Regions from separate parts of the Homo sapiens genome. Here region 1 is linked to region 2. Evidence: chromatin contacts called from ENCODE Hi-C or POLR2A ChIA-PET data. All regions are on one chromosome and are shown on one strand. The core of a region is the stretch at or near the end of the contact, and the rest is flanking DNA. Distances in the headings are between cores, read along the strand shown. Region 1 holds the start of ADGRG6 (adhesion G protein-coupled receptor G6). Region 2 holds the start of LINC02919 (long intergenic non-protein coding RNA 2919).

Region 1 (4,905 bases), core at 1,957-4,456, 42 kb before region 2:
GCCCTCTCCTCACTATTGAGTATTATTGCTTTAATCCCTGTCACTTTGATAAAAGAAGTTGCATCTCATTTGAATTTCCTTTATTTGGATTGTCATGTTCAAGTCATTTGTATGGTTTTCTATTACAAATATACATATTTTCTTCATTGATTTGTGATTTCTTAACGACTTATTTTAAATATGTTAAACTTTTGTCATATTTGCTCTGTTTTAAATAAATGGATCTTGAAGCTTTTTTTTAAGGCATTCCAGATAATTCCATTTCAAGTAATGCTTATAATGGAAAGTAACATGACACTCAGGTAGCCACATTTTTTGATCAATATATCCTTTATATGGCACCACCCCTGTCAATTAGTATGCATCTTAACATCATCCAATGTAGATAATAATCTCATCCAATTAGAAATGAAAATGGAAAGATACAGTTTTTGCCCATGCATACCACAAACATTGAACAAAGTCTTTTCCATTTAGTCTAAATTCTAAATAGACTGTAGAAACTTTTGATTAAAAATCATCCCATCAGAAACGTAAACTCTGTAAGATATATAGGCCATTAGAAAAATAGTCAGGTTTTAAAAAGCAGTTATTAGTTTATTTTTAATATGTAAACTAATTCTCTTTCAAATCATTATTTCCAGACTTCAGAGTCATGTGTCCAGTTAGGCTACAAAACTACAGGCTTCTAATATTTCCCATAAGCCAAGAGACAATAGCCTTATTCACCATTCATATTGAAAAAGCACAATGTCATGTAATTTATATAAGCCATAAATGGAACAGTAGCTTCATGCAGCTTGAGACGAATTAATGCAAGTCTTGCTACATCTGCTAAATTTCTTAGGGTATGAAAAATATGCAGTCACTACAACTCCCAAATATATTCGTAAAGTCTATAATTAAAGAACCTGAGTATAACAATATACAAATACACTTTCTCCACAAGGAGGAGGCAGAAAATACACTTAAGTAGTTTCTGAACTTGAATCTATTAAAATTTAAAGGATAATATAGCTTATGTTACCCATTTTAACATTTTTCAACAAGATAGTAAGAATATTAATCTTGGAAAGGTTGGTAATTCTTTCCATATATTCTAACAAACCAATACCTAAAAAGAATCAGGCCATCCTAAACCACTCCATATGAATCGTAAATAGCAAAATGGAAAAAAATATACTTACCATCTGGTAAAAAATGAAAACTTTCAGTCAAAATAGCTCAAAAAAGAATCTCAAATCTAGGTATCAAGCCCTATTTTCTATGTGATTTCATATTCACGCTTTTACCCTATAATGACATGATTTTTTAATCACGAAGAATTCAAATGGACTATATAACTTAATTTCATGATCAGGAAATTTTTACATTACCTGTTGATAAGTTTAACATCTTTTATTTTAAAAACAGGTATTTATACTTTCATGTGTAATATGCTTTTTTTCTCATAAGATCTAAATGCTTAGGAAAGCTGAAAAAAACTGGGCAAATACCTGCTGTAAAATCCCTAGTATATTTTCAAGAAAAACTGAAGTTGAAAACAAGCTCATATTACTTCAAAATGTGTAGCCTGTATATGAGAACAAGTCTTATATGAAAATGCTGGCTGTATCCCAAAATAAATTTTTTCAAGTTGTACCTTGCCGATTCCACTGGCATAAATGAAACTTTAAAACTCCCAGGTGTGGAATTATTTCACATGCAGTTTCAGTAAAAATAAGTGGTTCATTTCTGATTACATCTCACAGTACCTGGAACAGAGTTACAGAGTGCTAGGCTTGTGGGCACTATCCTTTCTTTCTCCTATTTTAAAATGTGTGTTGGGGAGTGGGGAAGTAGGGAATGGAAAGTGCAGGAAAGTGTGGAAAAACAGGACCTAGGGGGCAGGTCTTTCCCCATGTACTGAACTGAAAGAGTAAATTCATGTAAGATCCAGGAGTTGGGGGAAGGAGTGTTAAGTACCAAGTTCTAGAAATTGTTGTACATGAGTTAGTGGAAGGGGATAAAATGTCTGTCACGGTGTCCGTCCAAGATTAACTAAAACATCAGAAGGAAAATTACCTATTACAAGAAAAAGAAACTTCTTAGTTGGCCACAAAAATAAGCTTGGCCCTTTGGAGTACAATCTTCCTTTTCCCATTCTGGAAAGCCAGACGGTGCTTGGCGACCCTTTCATGGGGTCGCTGTGCGCCACCTCACCATTAGGATGACAATTCTATGGAGGCAAAACCTTTTAGGTTTCTCTGTTTCAATGCCCCAATTCCCCACGCCCCCCATAAGTCTATGGAAGTCCCCTCAAATCCTATCACGTAACGTGGCGTAACCCTTAATTACTTCCTAAACTACAAAGCACACTGAAAACATTTTCTGCACACCTTAAAAAAATTCAAACACCCCAAAGATCCAAGAATAACTTCTACAGTCAATGGTGACAATGTGTAAAGTCAACATTTTCTCGGCATACTAGTACCTTCCAAGCCCCCAGGTGTTGATTCCGGAGAGCGCCTTCTTGGCAGGGCCAGGCCTCTGGACTGAGGAGCGGTGCCTGTTACTCCTTGTTTAATTTGAATTGAAAACACGTTTTCCCCATTCTTGAAGCCCTGCCCTTCTTATTAGGCTTTACACCGCCCAAATGTGAGGTTTACCTCGCTGGGGGAAAAAAAACAGCCACACACACATGTCACAACTCCACTTGGCAATAGTCCTACTCCTCAGTGCCTCGAGGGGCAAACTGAAGACAAACCGGTTTATTCCCTCCGTGCAGTTGAAGTCCTTATAAAATCATTTCTCTTGAGGGTGGGGTGGTCGGGGAGGGGGCGACAGAAGGTGGACACAGATAAAAGAGTGAAGGAATTCCAAGCTGAAAGGTGAGACTTACATGTTGACATTACTGCGCCGAGGTCCCCTTTGGCCGCAAGATCATCCTCCACCACTTTCCCGCTCTGCTGCCGCTGCTCCACCCAGGGGGAACCCAGGCGCCCCAGCCCTGCGCCGCGGCGGGACCCTCCTTTACGCCGTTTCTGGAGAGTTCATGGGCTTTCCCGACGGCGCAAGGTGAACCCTGGGCGCGGCAGCGTTCAGCGCAGGGCCTGCGGACGAGGAAGCAGGCTGGCGGCAGGTCCCTCCTCGCAGGGAAGTTGGCAGGGTGAGGGCGAGAAGCTGAGGAAGTAGGGTGTGCGTGGGGCTGGTGCTGAGGAGACCGGGCCAGGCAGGGGTGCGCGTCGCAGGTCCTCGCCCCCGCTGGCGGGAGGCGGGACTCGGCCACCACCCTAGGTACTTGGGTCCCCCTCGCGGGCGCAGGCGACTCTCCCCGGACCCGTGCGCTCCGCCCGCGCTTCCGGCGTGACTGGAGCTGGGCTCAGGTGCGGCGGCCCCGGCGGCGTGCGGCGTATGACCCGACTCCGGCTGCCCTGGTCTGGGCGCTCCGCGGCTGGGGCTGTCCCGAAGGCGCAGCTGCCCCACACAGGATCTTCAACCCCAGGGCCGAAAGGGAGAAGTCGCCCCGCGGGGCGGGACAGGCGCTTTTGGAGCGAGCAGCGAAGGGAGAGTGGCCGGGGTCGGCGATGGGCGCAGAGCCGGGCTCAGCTCCCCAGCTGGGAGGGGACAGGGCGGACCCGGAGGTCGCCGAAACGCCGGGAGCGCTGAACCCCAGAGACCCTCGGCGAGAGAAAGGAGAAGCTGGGAAGGCAGGCGCTCCTGTGGCATCTCCCCAGCGTTTGCAGCCTACCCGAGTCCCCGCGCGGGTCCCCCCGCCACGCTCCCGGGCTGTTGCTTTGCTTCACTTTTCTGCCACTTTCTTTACTTAACTTTTCTGTCTTCTCTGACTAGTTCGCTTGCTCGAAAAAATGAAGGGATTTTAACGGGGGGCTGGGAAGATGGTCACATAACATTTTATTGAGAGGGATTGATTTGCCAACGTAAATCCAGCTGCTTGTTGGGGAAAGTTAGCTGCCTGCTCTCCAATGCTCCTGTAAAGTAGCTGTCTGGCAAAGGGATCTGGACACACCTCCTTGGGAATGAGAAGAGAGAAGGGCTCACACTTGGAAAGAGGTTTTCTTCCCATTGTGTACTGCCAGAGTTAGTCCACAAAATGCTAGAGGCAAACCTTCCGGTGCCAGGGCTGTATGCACATCCAGAACCTCAACAGCTCAGCTTGCACGGTGTACACACTGGCACATGCACAGGCCATACACAGAAGTGCCCTAACAATTATTTCAAGCTGATTAGCTTATGATAGAGAGCTGTTGGTGGGTGCGGGGGGTGGGAAGGAGGTAAAGCAGGACTTACTCACAGTTACAGGCAGAAAGGAAGCTGGAACGCTGCCACCAATTCCAGAGGCCTGAACATCTAGGGTGTGTTCTACTTGTCATTTTTATCAGTATTCATTTTGATGAATAAACGGTATGATTAATAGAGACGCTGAGTTGTAGCATTTAAGGGAAGCTAAAGTTCTTCTGCCCAACTGTCTCACGTTAACAGGTAGGGAAATGAGACTGACAAGATCTGAGGTCTGTGCACACTAGCTAGAGGTGACCAGGGGCTAAGATTAGGTTTCCAGACTACCCTTTTGAGTCAGTCGCTATTACACGGTATAGTCCCAAAGAAATTTAAGGGCCACTCTTGGAATTTTTTAAAAGCAACATGTATTTCACAGTTTGTGGGTCAAGAACCTGGATGCCCTTAGCTCAGTGTCTCTCAGGAGGCCACAATTGGAGTGGTGACTAAGGCTGTGGTCTGATCTGAAGGCTGGACAGGGGAAAGATCTACTTCCAAGTTCACATATGTATTTGTTCCAGTCATAGAATTTTAAAGTTAGAAGAAACCTGGAAACATAAGAGCAAATAAATATAAATAACTGCCAGGCACGGTGGCTCATGCCTGTAATCCCAGCACTTTGGGAAG
Region 2 (5,175 bases), core at 1,961-4,460:
CCTCCTTCTCCCACCTCTAATATTCCCCAGAATCTATTGTTGCCTTTTTTATGTCCATGAGTACCCAATGTTTTGCTCCGTCTTGTAAATAAGAACATGTGGTATTTGGTTTTCTGTTCCTGAGTTAATTTGTCTAGGATAATGGCCTCAAGCTGCATCAATGTTGTTGCAAAAGACATGATTTCATTCTTTTTTATTGCTGTGTAGTATTCCATGATGTAGATGCAGCACATTTTCTTTACCCAGTCCACCACTGATGGGCATGTAGGTTGATTCTATGTCTTTGCTATTGTGAATAGTGCTGTGACGAAAATGTGAGTGCATCTGTCTTTTTGGTGGAACAATTTCTTTTCTTTTGGATATACACTCAGTAATGGGATTGCTGGGTTGAATAGTATAAATTGGTGCAAAAGTAATTGCATGTTTTGCCATTGAAAATCATGGCAAAACCCTCAATTACTTTTGCACCAACCTGATAGTTCCAAGTTCTTTGAGAAATCTCTGAACTGCTTTCCTCAGTGACTGAACTAGTGTGTATTCCCACCAGCAGTGTATAAGTACTACCTTCTCTACACAGCCTTACCAGTATCTATTATTTTTTGACTTTTTAGTAATAGCCATTCTGACCAGTGTGAGATGATATCTCATTGTGGTTTTAATTTGCATTTCTCTGATGATTAGTGATGTTGATTTCTTTTAATGCTTTTTGGCCACTTGTATGTCTTCTCTTGAGAAATGTTTGTTCATGTGATGAACTCTGATGGAATGCACTATTTATAAATTTCTCTATGTGTTTAATTAAATATTTTGTTTTTTTGCATTTGGGGGCTATGTTTTTGAACACACACAAGTTCAGCTTTGTTATATTTTCCTATGAATTTTTTGTTAGCAGTATATAAGTAATCCTTTTGCTTATATTTTATACATGGCATGCATATTTTATACATGATTGTGTTAGGCCATTCTAGCATTGCTATAAAAGAATACTCAAGATGGGGTAATTTGTAAAGAAAAGAGGTTTAATTGGCTCTCAGTTCTGCAGGCTGTACAAGAAGTGTGGCACCAGCATCTGCTTCTGGTAAGGGCCTCAGGGAGATTTTACTCATGACAGAAGGCAAAGGAGGAGCAGACACATTCACATGGCAAGGGCAGGAGTGAGAGAGGGAGCAAGGGCAACAACTGACTCTTGAGTGAACTCATTACTGTACGGATGGAACCAAGCCGTTCATGAAGGATCCACTCTCTTGACCCAAACACCTCCCACCAGGCCCCATCTCCAACACTGGGGATTACATTTCAACATGAGATTTGGATTATTCATGATGTATCCCTTCTTTCTTTACTTTAAGTTTATTACTTATCTTACATGATTTTCTCAAATCTTTATTGTTTATTATTTCTGTGGGTTGATCAAATTTGTATTCAATTTATGTTTTTAATGACCTTGTTTTAGAATTTCTGATGATGTAATTTTACATTTCATCAATGGCTGACTTTTCTTTCTTTGCTCACATGATCAATCAAAAATAACCCAAACATGTCCCCCTAAATTTCAGTTTACCATTTAATATGCTCTAATTTTTCCTTATTTTTCTGCCATCCCAATATCATAAGAATGTTAGAAAACTTTCACCATCCTTTTCCTATAACTTTTCTTCCTACCCCCATGAGAACTTTAGAATGTTTTACTTCATCTTCTCTTTGTCCACTCCACCCTAACTTACATCAAGAATTTAGGGAGTTGTGCCATATTTTTATCCTCTGTAACAGTTTTTTCAGATAGGTATTATATGTTACCCGAAGATTACATATAATTTGCCAAGAAAAACATTGTTGTCTGGTGTTTTTCAGGACTATTTCTTTCTCTTTTCTTTGTTAATGATAAGTGGATTTAAAAATACAAATTTAGTTTTTTAAAGTTAAATTAATATTTTTCCAATAAATTATTTAAGTGTTATCTCAGTATTAAAATTTACCAAAGATAAAATTATTCATGTATTCTTCTGTGGTTAAAAAAATCTCTATTATAAATATAATGCCCACTTTTCACCAATCACTTTTATCAGAGGTTTGTTCATCTTCGTAGACAACGTTTGGGGTTTGCATTTGTTGGCTGGTCCTATATATTTTGTTTTGTTTACTTTCTTTTTCTCTTGTCAATATTTTCTTTCTCCTACATTTAGGTTTGTTTTGTTTCTTAACTATGAGTTGTTGATTACTCATTGTTTTCATCCTTTCTTTTCATGTTAGTATTTAACATTATACCTTTTACTATGGACAGTTTTGTAGCTGCAGGTTACATTTTTTTAATATAGTATGGTCATCATTGTTATGTTCTAGTTTCTAATGTACGTTTTAATTTTTTCTTAGAGTCAAAATAATCTGGAAGAGGGTTTTGATACTGATATATATTAAATTAATATATATAAATGATTATATTATTTGATAAAACTTACTGTGAATTATTAAGTGTTCAATATTTATATATATTCCATGTGTGTTTGTAAAGACTGTGTACCCTCAATTACTGGGTGCAGAGTTGTGCATCTGTTCATTAGATAAAGCTTATAAATCATATTTTTCAAATAATATAGGTTCATATCAATTAATTACTGGAAGAGGTAGGCTAAAATGTCCAACTCTGATGGAATTTCTCTATGTGTTTAAATATTTTGTTTTTGCATTTGGGGGCTATGTTTTTAAGCTCATACAAGTTCATCTTTGTCGTATTTTCCTATAAATTTTTCCTGTTAGCAATATATAAGTAATCCTTTTGCTTATCATTATGCTGCTGGAATGTATATTTTATTAATAAGGCTTTATTTATTTATTTATTTATTTTTGAGACAGAGCCTCACTCTGTCACCCAGGCTAGAGTGCAGTGGCACGATCTCAGCTCACTGCAAGCTCCACCTCCCGGGTTCACGCCATTCTCCCACCTCAGCCTCCCAAGTAGCTGGGACTACAGGTGCCTGCCACCACGCCTGGCTAATTTTTTTTGTATTTTTAGTAGAGACGGGGTTTCACCATATTAGCCAGGATGGTCTCGATCTCCTGACCCCATGATCTGCCTGCCTTGGCCTCCCAAAGTGTTGGGATTACAGGTGTGAGCCACTGCACCCGGCCAATAAGGCTTCAATAGCTTTGCTTGGTAGTCTTTTTTTTAGTCTATCATTCTCTATCTCTTTATTATATTCAATGTATTTTGATGTGTCTCTTATAAACATTGCAAGGATTTGTTAAAAATCTTATCAAACAGGAATGACTTTCACTTTTACCCATACAAAACATAAAGCTAAAAGATTGGACAAAATATGTGAAGCAATGATTTCCAGACAGTGGACTTTGGACATTGACAGTGCAAGCCTTTAATCCCTAACAGAAGAGAATCTCACGAGATGACTCTCACTTCATGCTAGCTCTGTGCCTGGAGAAAATTTTCTGAGCACAAAGAGGTAGAATGCAACCAGAAAGAAAACTGTGGCCCTACTGAACTGAGGAAGAAGAGGTCAGAGTTCTGGAATCAGAAAGAGCAAGTAGGAAGGGTGCTGCACCTAAGGACTCTAGATCCTTGGTTTGGGACTGGGCCTCACACATGTAATGTGAGGCTCTTGAGACTGAGGAGGACTGCTGTTCGGTCAGGATCAGAAGGAATATGCTAGAGTTCAAGCCACCATGCAAGATCCGTGAGCAACTCCTTAGGTGAATTGTGAAAGACAGCCAGGTATACTCTTTGCTATTGCAAATGGTCACACTTTCACTTCTATCCAAGACTTACTGTTGATTTTACCTTTCCCCTCTGTTTTCATTATGCTTGTGGGTTTTTTCCTGAACCTTTTTCACTCTGTCAAAATGTGTGCCAGGGCTCTCTGGGACCATTATCCAAATAAAACATAAAAATATTTCTTTGCCAATTTTTCTTAAAAGGAATTGACCTGTAGTGTCATTAAAAATATAAAATTGATTTGAGGGTAGATATAAGACCCAAATATCATTAACCAGGTATTTAAATAGGAATTATTTAACTAGATAAACTCCTTGTCAATGCATATTGTCAAGTTTTAAAAAATGTTACTCAGAGACTGATGCAATCAACTCGCTAGTTCTGGAATAGGGTAAAGACTAGAGGCAAAGAACAGTTCATGAGAATTAATAGTGTAGGTAGCCATCTACAAAATGTTACTGACTGGCCTGCCATAGGCTCTGTCATAATGTGGCCGACTGCCACGGTTACTACTTGAGACGGTCATTATAGCAGTTACTGTTGTTACTGCCTGAGACCGTCATTACAAACTGAACGAAGGGACGAACTTAGAAATTATAACAAAAAACAAAAGAAACTGTTTTAAAGGAAGGGAAGCCGGGGAAGAAGAAGAGAGCTCCCCACTTCCAGTGAGCAAAGGCACCCCTGAGCTTCCACAGCCCCTCCTATTTATTGGGTAACAAAAGCGAGGAGAAGGAGGTAACAACTGGTCAGCTGCTTAATTGATCACACGTTCATATTGTTACTAACAGGCTTCAGATGTACCTAATCACAAGAAACACTGCGCTTGGGGCATGACTGCCCTCAGCATTCCTTCTGGATGGCAGATGCAGTTTTGTCAGTTTGTCACAATTCTGCATTTATGAGAAACAGTTTTGTTGCTTACTCATATAGCCTCCAGTGGTATACTGAGTTGATCACGACCCTCATTCTTTCGGCCTGTAACATCATAGGACCAAGATTTATGCTTAGAAAATTCCTTCCAGTCTTGACGTCTACAGACATCATGTTCTTCATGCCTCTGGAAATTCTTTTTTTTTTTTTTTTTTTTTTTTTGAGACAGAGTCTCGCTCTGTCGCCCAGGCTGGAGTGCAGTGGCATGATCTCAGCTCATTGTAAGCTCTGCCTCCCGGGTTTACGCCATTCTTCTGCCTCAGCCTCCCGACTAGCTGGGACTACGGGCGTCCACCACCATGCCTGGTTAATTTTTTGTATTTTTAGTAGAGACGGGGTTTCACCGTATTAGCCAGGATGGTCTCGATCTCCTGACCTCGTGATCCACCTGCCTCAGCCTCCCAAAGTGCTAGGATTATAGGCGTGAGCCACCGCGCCTGGCCTGGAAGTTCTTTTTCTCTGTTTTTTTGGAGACAGAGTCTCATTCTGTCCTCCAGGCTGGAGTGCAGTGGTGCAAT

Evidence for each region. Hi-C counts contacts between places; a loop is a spot of excess contacts on that map. ChIA-PET counts read pairs that join two places held with the same protein, here RNA polymerase II (POLR2A).
Region 1: a map of Caco-2 shows a loop between it and region 2 (4-fold over the local background). The contact joins the promoter of ADGRG6 here to the promoter of LINC02919 in region 2. A Hi-C loop is called at or near these places in 3 of 168 maps with a recorded cell type or tissue (Caco-2, HepG2 and ovary). POLR2A ChIA-PET finds 5 or more read pairs at or near these places in 4 of 52 experiments (CD8-positive, alpha-beta memory T cell, HepG2, MCF 10A and 1 more).

Annotation. Positions count from the first base shown.
Region 1 is chr6:142,300,308-142,305,212 of GRCh38, reverse strand. ADGRG6 (adhesion G protein-coupled receptor G6) reads right to left here and starts at 3,206. Exons shown (of 25, transcript NM_198569.3): 1 at 2,882-3,206. The coding sequence starts at 2,883. RefSeq lists a silencer at 3,277-3,416.
Region 2 is chr6:142,257,953-142,263,127 of GRCh38, reverse strand. It overlaps LINC02919 (long intergenic non-protein coding RNA 2919), which reads left to right and starts at 3,210. Exons shown (of 2, transcript XR_001744395.1): 1 at 3,210-3,724.